Linked DNA regions of Homo sapiens: region 2 is linked to region 1. The links are chromatin loops, found by intact Hi-C in ENCODE. Cell type or tissue: tibial artery. All regions are shown on one strand.

Region 1 (8,000 bases):
CACACACAGCAAATCCTTTAAATCTCAAGGCATCAGGCTGGCCCTCCCTGGTCCTCTTTGACTCTTTGGCCATGTGGTGTCCCCCTGTTGCCCTTTCCTGGTGCAGTTTCAGTCTCCCCATTTTTCTGATCTTCCCTCACTCTCTGAAACAACAAACCTCTTCGAAAGCCTTTCTTGTGTAGAGTAGTTCCAGGGCGCTTTCTGTTCTTGGCCTCTCCTTCTACCCAAGACCTTATGAAGGTGTTATTCCAAAGAAGACAATTCCTTTCCCAAGAGGAGTTCTTGGACCAACAGGATAATAATTTTCCAGTCATCTTGTATGTTTATAAGCATGTCTTAGTTCAGGCTGCTATACCGAAGTACCACAGACTGAGTGTCTTATAAACAACAGACAAACAGACATTTATTCCTCACAGTTCTGGAGGCTGGAAGTCTGAGATCCAGGTCCAGGAAGCGGGTCTGGTGAGGGCTGTCTTCCAGGTTGCAGACTGCCAACTTCTTGTATCCTCACATGGTGGAAAGAGAGTGAGAGCGCTTTCTGGGCTCTCTTTCATTTTTATTTACTTATTTATTTATTTTTGAGACAGAGACTCACTGTGTCACCCAGGCTAGAATGCAGTGGCATGATCTCTGCTCACTGCAACCTCTGCCACCAGGGTTCAAGTGATTCTCCTGCTTTAACCTCCCAAGTAGCTGGGATTACAGGTGCCAGCCACCATGCCTGGGTCATTTTTGTATTTTTAGTAGAGATGGAGTTTCACTGTGTTGGTCAGGCTGGTCTTGAACCCCTGACCTCAAGCAATCCACCTGCTTCAGCCTCCCAAAGTGCTGAGATTACAGGTGTGAGCCACCGCTCCCAGCCAGTGGGCTGTCTTTTATAAGGGCACTAATTCTACTCATGAGGGCTCAACCCTCATAACCTAATTACTTTAGACAGGCCCCCACCTCCCTATACCATCACATTGAAGGTTAAGATTTCAACATATCAACTGGGGTAGGGGGCTCAAACATTCAGTCTATAACAGAGTGTGCCTCACCCCATGGGTCTGAATCAGGTCTGGTCTGAGTTGGTTGTCCCAGATCCCTGCACAGAGCTTGGAATATAGTAGGCCTTCAGTAACATTTGTTGAATAAATGAATTTGTGATAAATGAGAATGATTGATTAAAAAATACTGAATAAAATAATGAATCAGCTAGGCGTGGTGGCTCACGCCTATAATCCCAGCACTTTGGGAGGCCGAGGCGGGCGGATCACCTGAGGTCAGGAGTTTGAGACTAGTCTGGCCAACATGGTAAAACCCCAACTCTACTAAAAATACAAAAAATTAGCCAGGCATGGTGGTGGGTGCCTGTAATCTCAGCTACTTGGCAGGCTGAGGCAGGAGAATCACTTGAACCCGGGAAGCAGAGGTTGTAGTGAGCTGAGATCGCGCCATTGCACTCCAGCCTGGGCAACAAGAGCGAAATTTCGTGTCAAAAAAAAAAAAAAAAGAATGAATCAGTTGACATTAATTGACCTGATGGTTCCCAGGGATCTTTGCCCTGCAAAAGAAGAAGCTGACAGAAGTTCTAGTCCTAATTCTAGTCCCAGTTTTGCCTCTCAGTTGCGTGTAATCATGGGCAGGTCACTTTTCCTCTCTGTACCTCAGGTGAAAAATGAGAAGGAGGCTTCTTGTTATTCCTTTTTGTTCTGCCAACCACACCTCATTCTAATCGTCACCTGCTTGCCACCTGATGCTTCATGCTGGGACCTGGCTGGCCTGCTGGGTAGCTTATTATTAAAATCCACCTGCCTGGTTAAAAAGTGCTTTCAAAGCAGAGGGCCCACCTGGAATTGTTCTAGCTCATGATTCTTGTTCAGCCACACCATTGCATTCCTTGCCTTCCTTTAATGCCTGTTACAACTGCACATTGAATAAGCTCTTTCATTCTCCTCCCAATTTACGAATGAAATCCCATCAATCTTTTCCCATGCCCAGCCCTCACGCAGGAGTGTGTGTCTATGTGTTTGTGTGTGTGAATGCGTGTACCTGCATTCACTTGCATGCATACACACACACCCTCTTCCTTAACCAGGTTTATTGTGTCTGAAATTTTCCGAAACTTTGTATAGGCTTTCTGAAGGAAGTAGAAACCCCATGTAGTATTTGTGTTTTTTTTAAGACAGGGTCTCACTCTGTTGCCCAGGCTGGAGTGCAGTGGCGTGATCTTGGCTCCCCGTGTAGTATTCGTAGCAAGGCTTTGGTCATAGTTGCTTTTTCACTGTTTGAGGCCTTCACTGGAGCTATCTACCATGAGTCCTCAGAGGCCAGGATTTCCAAGGAGTAACTGATCAGTTTTCATTCGTTCTTAGCTCATTGATATCACTAAGCCTCTGTGTCAATAACTAATGTAAGTATGTATGTATGTATGTAAGTGCAGTGGTGTGATCATAGCTCACTGCAGCCTCAAACTCCTGTTCTCAGGTGATCCTCCCATCTCAGTCTCCTGAGTAGCTGGGACCACAGTTACGTGCCACCACACCTGGCTAATTAAAAAAATTTTTTTTGTAGAGATGGGTCTTGCCATGTTGCCCAGGCTGGTCTTGAACTGCCAACCTCAAGCAATCTTCCCTCCTTGGCCTCCCAAAGTGCTGGGATTACAAGTGTGAGCCACTATGCCTAGCCAACATCTAAGATCTTTTTTTTTTTTTTGAGACAGGGTCTCGCTCTGTATCCCAGGCTGGAGTTCAGTGGCACGATCTCCGCTCGCTGCAACCTCCGCCTCCTGGGTTCAAGTGATTCTCCTGCCTCAGCCTCCCAAGTAGCTGGATTACAGGTGCGTACCACCATGCCTGGCTAATTTTTTGTATTTTTAGTAGAGATGGGGTTTCACCATTTTGGCCAGGCTGGTCTTAAACTCCTGATCTCAAGTGATCTGCCCACCTCGGCCTCCAAAAGTTCTTGGATTATAGGCGTGAGCCACCGCACCTGGCACAACAACTAAGATCTTTCTTCCCGCCTCCCTGCTCCCCCAGAGACAGTCTCGCTCTGTCAACCAGGCTGGAGTGCAGTGGCGCAATCTTGGCTCACTGCAACCTCCACTTTCCAGGTTCAAGTGATCCTCCCGTCTCAGCCTCCCAAGTAGCTGGGATTACAGGCGCGTGCCACCATGCCCAGCTAATTTTTGTATTTTTTTAGAGACAGGGTTTCACCATGTTGGCTAGGCTGGAAAACTAAGATCTTAATTTGAGTGCCAAAGGGTGTCCCACAGCTCCTTTCCTATATTTTGTTATTGGGGCGGGGCCAGGACACACATTTCAGTAATCTTTGCTTTTAAGGGTTATGAGGTAACTTAAAATATGGAAAAAAAAAAAACAGGTATAACACACAGAACCTTAGATTTCATTGTTGCCAAGCTCCATGTGAACTAGGATATGAATAGTAGCAATGATTCAATTATTATTAATAGCATACACTTACTAGATACCAAACACTGGGTGAAGTGTGATACATAAGTCATCTCATTTATGTAAACATTGTGAGGAAATAGAGCACTGGAGAGTTAAGGAACTCACTCGGGTACTCACTGCTGGTAAGTGATGCAGCCAGGATTCAACCCAGCCCATCAGATGGCAGCATCTGCATCTATAACCATTACACTATTTCTTTCTTCAAGCTCCCAATTTGTGTTCTGAGGAGAGACTAAATAAGGAAAAGAAAAAAATGTCTTCCCCTATTTAGCCACCAGACCTTTGCCCATGACTTGGAAGTGTTTGCTGTGGAGTCTCCTATCTTGTCTTTTTTTTTTTTTTTGAGATGGAGTCTCGCTCTGTCTCCCAGGCTGGAGTGCAGTGGCATGATCTCGGCTCACTGCAATCTCCTCCTTCTGGGCCCAAGCGATTCTCCTGCCTCATTCTTCCCAGTAGCTGGGATTATAGGCTTCCGCCCCAACGCCTGGCTAATTTTTGTATTTTTAGTAGAGACAAGGTTTCTCTATTGGTCAGGCTGGTCTGGAACTCCTGACCTCAAGTGATCCTCCCCCTTTGGTATCCCAAAGTGCTGGGATTACAGGCGTGAGCCACTGCACCTAGCCTCCTATCTTGTCTTCATGAGTGTTCAGAATTTTGTGGTGCACTGATCAGAAGCCCAGAGGAATCTAGACTTCATTGAGGTGCACCTTGGTATTTGAATCCCACTCTCTCTTTTTGTTTTTATTTTTTGGTGGAGTGGGAGGGTAGGGGCAGACAGAGTCTCACTCTGTTGCCCAGGCCAAAGTGCAGTGGGCACAGCTCACTGCAGCCTTGACCTCACAGGCTTAAATCATCCTCCCACCTCAGCCTCCGGAGTAGCTAGGACTATAGGTGCACCACCACACCTGGCTAATTTTTGTATTTTTTGTAGAACTGAGGTTTCGCCATGTTGCCCAGGCTGGTCTCAAACTCCTGGGCTCAAGCAATCTGCCCGCCTCGGCCTCCCAAAGTGCTGAGATTACAGTCATGAGCTACTGTGCCCAGCCCAAATTCCTCTTTATCAGCATCAGATCATATCAATATCAATTTTATAAAGACCATTAATATCAACCAGGAGAAGGATGAAAGCAAAATGTTCTAAGAGCAAAGGGACTGCTGATTATCATCAAGTGACCCTATTTCACAGGAAGAAAATGTGGATGACATTTTATGACCAACAGCATTGTTTATTTAACCTTGGAGCACAATAGAGAAAAACTTTTGACTCCAACCCCCAGTCCCTGAAGGCAGAAGTCTGAAATACCCTCTCAATTCTGTTTATGGCCTTAAAGCATTTGTCTTAGCCTATATTCTCCCCAAAGCAGGGCCTGAGACAAAGGCTTATGTGTGAGTAGTTTAATTTGCTGTGCTGATCTCAGGAAGCAGGAGCTATGCTTGCAGAAAATGAAATAGGGAGTGCAAATATAAGGATAAGATATTAACTACTACTGAGGACAACTGATTACTCAAGCATGGGAGACCTTCTGAGAGACCATATAGGATGCATTTAAGGACTGTCTTGCTCAGGGGAAGAGAGGGAGAAAAGGTTATCCATCAGTTTCCCTCTCCCATTGGTCAAGACTGGCCCTAGGGAACATTTATGTTTCCTGTAAATGAGTGCTAAGTGGACTCCCACAGACATCAGGCATGGCAGCTCAAAGAGACTGGAAGGCAGAAAATGAAAGACATGAGACGGGCCTGAGGCCAGGCATTTTCAGGTTACATCTTCATGAAGATGGTCACTGCTGCACAATGGCTGGAATAAGAGGTGAGACTGACAAGATATGAAGTGGGACATGAGAGGTGTTTGACAGAGTCCAACCCTTGCACCATTCAAGCCCACTTAAAATGCCCTTGTGTAAATTTAATTTGTCATACGGTCGTCTTCAGTATGGCAGTTGGCTGCGTTCTCTGCAAACACTTGATAATCCAAGCAAATTAGTGAAACAAGTTATAACACTTGCTGCTACAGTTGATCCCAAAGCTGTAATTGATATTCATTATCTGCTTCTTCTACCACTCAATCTAGATTTCTCTTATTCTCATCTAGCACTTTGGCTGGCCTGGATTTCTTGCTTGGTGGTGGGACTATGACTGTCCCTGAAGTCCTTATGATTGCCTTACCCTTGATATGATCATGATTACTACAAATAGCCTGTTCATCATTACCACTGGATTTGTTCCTGAGCTGACACTTAACTGAGCCTTACCAGAACATTCCACCATCATCTGCCAGGGTCTGTTTTATTGCAGAAGCCATAGAGGTGATCTGAATAGAGATATAATGGGCATAAACAGGCTTGTGTCCTCTAAGTCTGTTCTGATGGTGTTAATCTCTGCAGTTCTTTCTGGGATGCAATATTGCTTCTACTGATGGGGGCAGTGAAGTGTCTGGGTAACTTCAGGGGCTTCCACTTGGCCCTTTCTACTACAGACTCTTACTCGGCTGGATGTGGTGGCTCACGCCTGTAATTCCAGCACTTTGGGAGGCCGAGGCGGGCGGATCACTTGAGGTCAGGAGTTCGAGATCAGCCTGGCCAATGTGGTGAAACCCCATCTCTACTAACATTAGAGACTACAAAAATTAGCCGTGTGTGGTGGTGGCATGCCTGTAATTCCAGCTACTCAGGAGGCTGAGGCAGGGGAATCGCTTGAACCCAGGAGGTGGAGGTTGCAGTGAGCCGGGATCAAGCCATTGTACTCCAGCCTGGGTGACAGAACAAGACTCTGTCTCAAAAAAAAAAAAGATTCTTACTCCTCAGGTCAGAAAAACAACACAAGAATTCTAATATCTGCTAAATATATATCTGCTGATCTCTACTTCCAGAAACTGGGGAATTAACCACAGGGTGGGTCCGTGAATGCATAGAACCAATGTGAAATGCATTTGGGCTAGAAGTCATTTTATCACTTGGCTTTCATCATTCAAATTCATCATCTAAAAATGGGGGGCTGCATGCGGTGCCTCACACCTGTAATTCCAGCACTTTGGGAGGCTGAGGTGGGTGGATCATCTGAGGTGAGGAGTTCAAGACTCATCCTGGCCCACAATGCAAAACCCGTCTGCACTAAAAATACAAACATTAGCCAGGCGTGGTGGCGGGCACTTGTAGTCCCAGCTACTCGAGAGGCTGAGGCGGGAGAATCACTTGAACCCAGGAGATGGAGGTTGCAGTCAGCCGAGATTGTGCCACTTCACTCCAGCCTGGGTGACGGAGCGAGACTCCCTGTCAATAAATAAATAAATAAATAAATAATGGGGGTGACAGTTCTTATCACTTACGGGTTTTGTGAGGATTAAATGGTATGTGTAAACACCAAAACAGCTGTTGACACACAGTAGGTGTTCAAGAAATAGTACTGTGATAGGACATTTTTCTACAGAAATCCTGACTCCCGCTTTGGATGATTTCCTTGAATCCTGAGTTTTTTGAATTCCCCAAATTGTCCTCCATGGTACTACATAGTCATTAAGAACAAAGATTTAGGAGCCAGATCATTGGGGTTTTGAATCTTGGCTCTACCAGTCACTAGCTGTTGGATGTTGGGCAAGTGGTTTAATCTATCTGTGATTCAATTTCTTTAATCTATAAAATGAGAAAAATTATATATCTCACAGTATTGTTTTGGTAATTGAGTTATTATATGGAAAACACCTAGAATTGCCTGGCACATAGTAAGCAGAATGTAACTGTTAGCTATTATTATTTTATTGTTATTTTTTGAGATGGGGTCTCACTCTGTTGCCCAGGCTGGAGTGCAATGGTGAGATCATGGCTTGCTGCAGCCTCAACCTCCCACGCTTAAGTGATCCTCCCACCTCAGCCTCCCAAGTAGCTGGGACTACAGGTGCATGCCACCACACCCAGCTAATTTTTGTATATTTGTAGAGACAGGGTTTCACCATGTTACCCAGGCTGGTCTTGAGTCCTGGGCTCAAACAATCCGCACACTTTGGCCTCCCAAAGTGCTGGGATTACAGGTGTGAGCCACCATGCCTGGCCTATTATTATTATTAATTGGCCAACACTACCACCTAGAATTTCTTACTAGCTGGCTTTTTTTCCCCCATCCGTTGCTTAGCTACATATATCTCCCCTCTCACTCTTCTCTTTCTCCTTCCAAATCAAAAGGTTACAGCCTGCTGGTGGCCATTCTGACAGGCTGGGAAGCATAGGCTCCAGTTAGAAGCCAGAAACAGGCTCTTCCTCTCCTTCCAAATCATACCTGGGGGACTCAGCTTTTCTGGGAAACGTAATAATAGAAACATTTACCCAGCACTTACTCAGAGTATTGTGCTAAATTCTTTCCATGGATGAACTCTTAATTTTCACAACAATCTTAAGAGGTAGATATAAATATTATGCCCACTTTATAGATAGGGAAAATTACAGTTTCAGAGAGACATGACAACTTACCTAAGGTCACATTCTAGAAATTGGTAGAGTTGGGATTTGAGCCCAGGTTTGTGATATTCCCTAGCCTATTCTAACCATAGGAATATGGCAT
Region 2 (8,000 bases), 400 kb after region 1:
CTGGGTGTGGTAGCTAATAATCATGAACATCATTATGTTATTTATGAACGTATGACTAGACTAGTCTTAAGGCTGAAAGTTCTACAAAACTAAAATTGCCGTTAGAAAATAATAATAAGTATTTAAGTGTTCCAGGTAGTGTGGAGGACACAGGTCTTCCCTAAAAGGAACTTACCATCTACACAGGGAACCAAAACTGGTAAGTAAGAAATCATTGATGAACAACTGAATGTTAAAACAGGCTATAGTAGGCCAGGCACGGTGGTTCACGCCTGTAATTCCAGCATTTTGGCAGGCTGAGATTGGAGGATCGCTTGAGTCCAAGAGTTTGAGACCAGCCTAGGCAACATAATGACCTTGTCTCTACTAAAAATTAAATTAGCCAGGTGTGGTGGTGTGTGCCTGCAGTCCCAGCTACACAGGAGGCTGAGGTGGGAGGACTGCTTGAGCCCAGGAGTTGGACGTTGCACTGAGCGATGACAGTGCAAGTGCATGCACTCCAGCCTGGGTGACAGCAAAACTGTGACTCAAAAACAAAAAATAAAACCAGCTATAGCAACTGAATACAAGTTTAACAGGAGTTGGAACAAGGGAGGTATTAATATTAGCTAGAAAAAAGTTGTTTTGAGAAGAGGTTTGACCTGGGTTAGCCCACATACCATCTAAAAACGTTTAAAAGAAAATAGGTAAGAGTAATCAAAAAGTGAAACCATCTAGCACAACCAAAATGATGTGTGCCATAAACAACTTAGTCATAAAAATGTATAAGCACCAGAATTTCTGAGGTCTAGTAACTTTGTGTTACCATTTCTAGAATGCACAACAGTTTAGAGAAGAGAAATGCTAGTGCTTACATCAGCCTGCTTCTGCACACTGTTTTACCTATTTTGGATTAGCAATATGAAGTTTTCATATATGTCATTTCACTAATCCTTACAACCGATAAGAATAGTGTTCTTCACATTTTACAAGAGAGGAAATTGAGGATCGTGGTGGTAAAAAGTAGCCAAGAGGTGGCTAACCTGTTTTTCCTCCTCCCTTCTGACATGACAGTGTGGGGAGCTCCTCAGACCCATTCCTCAGTGAAATGCGTAAATGTTATTTAAAAAAAAATTTTTTTTTAATCCAACCATTTAAAGTCTCTAGAAATCGTCTTAAGGGTATACAGCAAATGAAGAAACATCTATTCAAAAAAATCTACTAAAGCTCGGTGAGGACAAGGAGAGTCTGTAATGTCTGAAACAGAGCCCTCTTCCTCCTTTCCCCTCACAGCTTGGCAAGACAGAAACTCTACCCCCCAATTAGAGCCAAGATCACAGGGCTCTAGCAAGAGGGGCAGCATGCAGGCATTTCTCCCCTTTCTCACAGCCACCTGTAGCTGAGGCTAAGTTCTGGGCAAGTGTGGCTGAGAGGTGGAGCCTCCCTTCCTCAGCCCCAGTCCCACTTGGGGGATGGAGGCTCCACCTTGGGCATGGTGCTGCTGAGAACACTAGGGTCCTGACAGCTTTTGCCCCAGATCCTGGGGTGGGGGTTCCATGCCAGGAGAGACAAGCCAAGAAACCTGGGCTGCTGCCTCTTGCTCCACTGAACACTCAGCTCCTAAATCAGGAGGTCTTGTAGTGAGAATGATCCATTGTCCCTTCCGCCAGCACTGGAGCCTGACTCCAACACTGACTGGGCAAAGAAGCAGGCCATAAAACAGAGCTCCAAATCTTTACCCAAAGGAACTGACTTCATTGCAACAAAGTATGTAAAAGTCCAAACTGAACGGTGCTCTCCAGAATAGTGGTGGTTGTGATGAAAGGCAGATTGAAAGAGTCACTGGTGATAAAGGCTAAACTGTAGATTTCCTAGTATGCTGGAAAGAAACAGAAACAGCTGGGAAGAGCCTTTTTGGGGTCAGAACAAACTCAAACGCTGCCCTTGAAAACTATGTCCACAAAGGAGTATAAATTTGATTGGATCAGTTTGTGAAACAATTTATGCCCCAGACTTTGAAAACAATAGCACAATCAGTCTGCAAGTAATGGAGCTTAAGAGGTGGGTGTGGTCAGGGGAAAAGACAGCCAAAGAAAGCTCTACCAAAACCAGTGCCATCCTTATTGTGGGCATACTCAAGGCTATTCCCCCTGAGTGGCAGCATCAGAGGCTTCACACTGGTAGGGGGTGGGAGGGAGGAGAGGGGCAAGACTTGTATCTAGAATATATAAAATACCTCCTACAGGCCCAACAACAAAAAGACAACCCAATTAAAGTCTTTTAAGGCAAAAGACTTAAATAGACATTTTTCCAAAGAAGAGAAATAAATGGTCAATATGTACATAAAAGACGTCCAACATCCTTAGTCATGTTAAATAAGGCATTGTTTTGGGCTAAGCTACTGCACTAGGCATAGTGCAGTAATGGAGTCACTCACACTAAAGTTCCATACCATCAAACTGAAACTGAGTTATCTGGCATTCCTAGAAATCAGGAGAGGGAGATGGCTGAATTTCTCAAGCAGGCCACTTTTAATCAGCATGATAACAAAGTTCCCTCGACCTTTAATCCTTCCAACAAAATGTAACCTGAAGTGACCTAATGTTAACCAATCAGTTACTTTCTATTGTTCTGTTTCACTGTTCCCACCTTGCGCCTTACAAGGAAAGTAACTTTAAAGTGACCAATACACTTCTTGTTCTTTGTTTATATTTCCTTCAGTCATTTTCTGTCTATAAAACCTCAGGTCAGCTCATCAGAATACATTCTATTTTACAGAATGAAGCGTTAGCCCATTCTAGAATTGTTAAATGAAGAAATTTAAATTTTAAAAAATTTGTTGTAATTTTGTCTTTTGATAGTCATTAGGAAAATGCAAATCAAAGCCACAATAATATGCCACTTTACACCCATTAGTATGATTATAATCAAAGAAACTGAAAATAACAAATGTAGGCTAGGATGCAGGGAAAGGAGAAGCCTCAAAATGCTGCGGCCACTCCGAAAAATAGCTTGGCAGTTTTTAAAAATGTTGAACTTAAGGTTTACAACATGACCCAGAAATTCTACCCAAGAGAAATTAAATCATAAATTCATCCACACAAAAACTTTTCAAAAATGTTCATAGCAGCATTTTTCATAGTGAAACAGGTTAAAGGTTATGTAGAAACAATACGAATGTCCATCAAGTGATAAATCAATAAACAAAACATGATACATCCACAAAAGGGACCAGCTTGATATAAAAAGGAATGAAGTACTGATACATACTACAATACTTTATAAGTGAAAGAAGCCAAACACAAAAGACCATACATTGTACGATTCCATTTATATGAAAAGTTTCAGAAGAGGCAAATCCACAGAAAGCAGATTTGTGGTTACCTAGAGCTAAGGGTGGGAATGGCAAGGGGCTGCTACTGGGTACAGTTTATTTTTGGGGTGATAAAAATGTCCTCAAATTAGACCGTGGTGATTGGCTGTACAACCCTGAGAACATACTGAAAACCATGCAACTTTATACAGTTGTGCATAGCCTGAGGCAGACACGTTCTGAGAAATGCATCACTAGGTAATTTCACTGTTGTGCGAACATCACGGAGTCTATTTACACAGACGGGGTATAGCCTACTACCCCCAGGCTACAAACCTGTATAACATGTTACTGATACTACTGAATACTTTGGCAATTGTAACACAATGGTAAGCGTGTGTGTATGTAAACATATCTAAATATGGAATTGGTACAGTAAAAATACAGTATTATAATCTTATGGGATCACCATGGTATATGTGATGTGTCACTGACTGCAATGTTGCTATGCGGCACATGACTACACTTTCATATTTTATGGTATGTGAGATATGTTCCAATAAAATAGTTTTTTAAAAACCCTGCTCCAGGCTGGGCGCGGTGGCTCATGCCTGTAATCCCAGCACTTTGGGAGGCCAAGGCGGACGGATCACCTGAGGTCAGGAGTTTGAGACCAGCCTGGTCAAGATGGTGAAATCCCGTCTCTACTAAAAATACAAAAATTAGCCGGGCGTGGTGGCAGGCGCCTGTAATCCCAGCTATTTGGGAGGCTGAGGCAGGAGAATTGCTTTAACCTGGGAGGTGGAGGTTGCAGTGAGCCAAGATTGCGCCATTGTACTCCAGCCTGGGGAACAAGAGCGAGACTTTGTCTCAAAAAAAAACAAAAAACAAACAAAAAAAACCCACCAAAAACAACCCTGCTCCATCTCATTCCTAAAGCTATCCAACTTTATTTCCTATGATTCACCAATACGAACCTTCTCATGTATCTCTCCACCCAGAGTCTAATAAAAACCCCTACATTCATTTTATATTTTAGGTTTGGGGATACATGTGAAGGTCTGTTACATAAACACGTGTCATGGGAGTTTGTTGTACATATTACATAACCCAGGTATTAAGCTCAGTACCCAACAGTTATCTTTTCCGCTCTTCTCCCTCCTCCCATCCTCCCCCCTCAGGAAGACACCAGTGTCTGTTGTTTCTTTCTTTGTGTTCATAAGTTCTTATCATTTAGCTCCCACTTACAAGTGAGAACATGCGGTATTTAGTTTTCTGTTCCTGCATTAGTTTGCTAAGGATGATAGCCTCCAGTTCCATCCACGTTCCCCCAAGACATGATCTCATTCCTTTTTATGGCTGCATAATATTCTACGGTGTATGTGTACCATATTTTCTTTATCCAGTCTGTCACTGATGGGCACTTAGGTTGACTCCGTATCTTTGCTATTGTGAACAGTGAGGCAATGAACATTCACGTGCATGTGTCTTTATGGTGTGAAAGGAAAATGCATCTTGGGCCCCAAAATCACTAAGCTAAAGGGAAAAGTCAAGCCGGGAACTGCTTGGGCAAACTTCCTCTCATTCTATTCAAAGTCATCCCTCTGCTCACTGAGATAAATGCATATTTGATTGCCTCCTTTGGTGAGGCTAATCAGAAACTCAGTAAGAATGCAACCACTAGTCTCTTATCTACCTATGACCTGGAAGCCCCCTCCCCACTTCGAGTTCTCCCATCTTTCTGGATCGAACCAATGTTCATCTTACGTATATGGATTGATGTCTCATGTCTCCCTAAAATGTATAAAACCAAGCTGCACTCGGACCACCTTGGGCACATGTCATCAGGGCCTCCTGAGGCTGTGTCACAGGCACGCATCCTCAACTTTGGGAAAATCAACTTCCTAAATTGACTGAGACTTGTCAATTTTGGAGTTCACAATATTTGGGCTTCACAATGATAAAATGCTTTATATTCCTCCGGGTATATACCCAGTAATGGGACTGCCAGGTCAAATGGTAGTTCTGCTTTTAGCTCTTTCAGAAATCACCATACTGCTTTCCACAATGGTTGAGCTAATTTATACTCCCTCCAACAGCATATAAGGGTTTCCCTTTTCTCTGTAACCTGGCCAGCACTGTTATTTTTTTATTTTTTAATTATCGCCACTGACTGGTGTGAGATGGTATCTCATTGTGGTTTTGATTTGCATTTCTCTAATGATCAGTGATATTGAGCTTTTTTTCATATGCTTGTTGGCCTCAAGCATGTCTTCTAACAAGTGTCTGTTCATGTCCTTTGCACCCCCCCTTTTTTTTTCTTTTTTGAGACAAAATCTCGCTCTGTTACCTAGGCTAGAGTGCAGTGGCATGATTTCAGCTCACTGCAACCTGCACCTCCCGGGTTCAAGCGATTCTTCTGCCTCAGCCTCCTGAGTAGCTGGGATTACAGGCATGTGCCACCATGCCCGGCTAATGTTTGTATTTTTAGTAGAGAAAGGGTTTCACCATGTTGGCCAGGCTGGTCTCGAACTCCTGACCTCAAGTGATCCATCCAACTCGGCCTCCCAAAGTGCTGGGATTATAGGCATGAACCACCATGCCTAGCCATTTGCCCACTTTTTAATGGGGTTGTTTTTCTCTTCTAAGTAAGTTCCTTATAGATCCTGGATATTAGACCTTTATCAGATGCATAATTTGCAAATATTTTCTTCCATTCTGTAGGCTGTTTATTCTGCTGACAGTTTCTTTTGCTATGCAGAAGCTCTTAAGTTTAATTAGATCCAATTTGTCAATTTTTGCTTTTGTTGTAATTGCTTTTGATGTCTGTCATGAAATCTCTGCCAGGATGGTATTGCCTAGGTTGTCTTCCAGGGTTTTTACAGTTTTGGGTTTTACATTTAAGCCTCTTTAATCCATCTTGAGTTGATTTTTGTACATGATGTAAGGAAGAGGTCCAGCTTCAATCGTCTGCATACGGCTAGCCAGTTGTCCCAGCACCATTTATTAAATAGGGAGTCTTTTCCTCATTGCTTGTTTTTGTCAGCTTTGGGGAGGATCAGATTGTCATAGATGTGCGGCCTTATTTCTGGACTCTTTATTTTGTTCCATTGGTCTATGTGCCTGTTTTTGTACCAGTACCACACTGTTTTGGGAGTGGAGCCTTGTAGTATAGTTGGGTAACATGATTCTTCCAGCTTTGTTCTTTTTGCTTAGGATTGCCTTGGCTATCTGGGCTCTTGGCTATCTGGGCTATCTTGGCTATCTGGGCTCTGTTCCATATAAATGTTAAAATAATTTTTTCTAGTTCTGTGAGGAATGTTGTTGATAGTTTGATATGAACAACATTGAATCTGTAATTTGCTTTGGGTAGTATAGCCATTTTAATGATATTGATTCTTCCTACCCATGAGCATGGGATATTTTTCCATTTGTTTGTATCTTCTCTGATTTCTTTGAGCAGTGTTTTATAATTCTCATGTAGAGCTCTTTCACCTCCCTGGTTAGCTGTATTCCTAGGCGTGTGTGCGTGTGTGTGTGTGTGTGTGTGTCAACTGTGAATGGGACTGACTTTCTGCTTTGGCTCTCAGTTTGGTTGTTGTTGGTGTATAGGAATGTTAGTGATTTTTGTATACTGATTTTGTATCCTGCAACTTTGCTCAAGTTATTTATCAGCTGAAGGAGCTTTTGGGCTGAGGCTATGGCATTCTCTAGATATAGAATCATGTTGTCTGCAAACAGACATAGTTTGACTTCCTCTCTTCCTATTTAGATGTCCTTTATTTATCTTGCCTGACTGCTGTGGCTAGGACTTCCAATACTATGTTGAAGAGAAGTGGTGAGGGCATCCTATAGTCTTCTGCTGGTTTCCAAGGGGAATGCTTCCAGCTTTTGCCCATTTGGTATAATGTTGGCTGTGGGTTTGTCATAGATGGCTCTTATTATTTACAGGTATGTTCCTTCAATATCTAGTTTATTGAGAGTTTTTAACATGAGATGTTGAATTATATCAAAAGCCTTTTCTGCATTAGTTCTATTTATGTGATGAATCACTGTGATTGATTTTTGTATGCTGAAGCAACCTTGCATCCCAGCAATGAAGCCTACTTCATGGTGGATTAAATTTCTGATGTGCTGCTGGATTCAGTTTGCAAGTATTTTGTTGAGGATTTCTGCATCAATGTTCATCAAGGTTACTAGCTTGATATTTTCTTTTTTTGTTGTGTCTCTCCCAGGTTTTGGTATCAAGATGATGCTGGCCTCACAGAATGAGTTGAGGAGAAGTTCCCCCTCCATAATTTTTTGGAAGTTACTGTTGGAATGGCACCAGCTCTTCATTGTACATCTGGTAGAACTCAGCTATGAATCCATCAGGTCCTGGGCTTTTTTGGTTGGTAGACTATTTATTATTTATTCAGTTTTAGAGTTTTGTTATTGGTCTGTTCAGAGAATCAATGTTTTCCTGGCTCAGTCTTCAGAGGGTGTATGTTTCCAGCAATTTAGAGGTGTTCGTAGTAGTTTCTGATGGTTGTTTACTACTCTGGAGTCAGTAGTAACATTCCCTTTGTCATTTCCAATTGTGTTTATTTGATCTTCTCTCTTCCTAATTAGTCTAGCTGGTGGCCTATCATCAATTTTTTCAAAAAACTAACTCCTGGATTTGCTGATATTTTGAATGTTTTTTTGTGTCTCAGCTTCCTTCAGTTCA

What was found. Hi-C counts contacts between places; a loop is a spot of excess contacts. Peaks named below come from ENCODE experiments on the same cell type or tissue, not always from the same donor. Only the 100,000 strongest peaks of a DNase experiment are listed, where the experiment ranks them.
Region 2: it touches region 1 in a loop (5-fold over the local background); 50 of 110 quality-filtered maps call a loop at or near these places.

Annotation. Positions count from the first base shown.
Region 1 is chr11:78,146,276-78,154,275 of GRCh38, forward strand. It overlaps KCTD21-AS1 (KCTD21 antisense RNA 1), which reads left to right. Exons shown (of 3, transcript NR_102281.1): 2 at 2,702-2,818. Among named protein-coding and RNA genes, the nearest start is that of KCTD21-AS1, 10 kb to the left of the region's middle. In tibial artery, a CTCF peak has its summit at 3,641 (motif pointing right); no DNase peak of the experiment used is centred here; H3K27ac peaks cover 1,708 bases.
Region 2 is chr11:78,547,688-78,555,687 of GRCh38, forward strand. The region is part of intron 5 of NARS2 (asparaginyl-tRNA synthetase 2, mitochondrial); the gene reads right to left. NARS2-AS1 (NARS2 antisense RNA 1) reads left to right here. Exons shown (of 4, transcript NR_120566.1): 3 at 7,528-7,682. Among named protein-coding and RNA genes, the nearest start is that of NARS2-AS1, 19 kb to the left of the region's middle. In tibial artery, no CTCF peak of the experiment used is centred here; no DNase peak of the experiment used is centred here.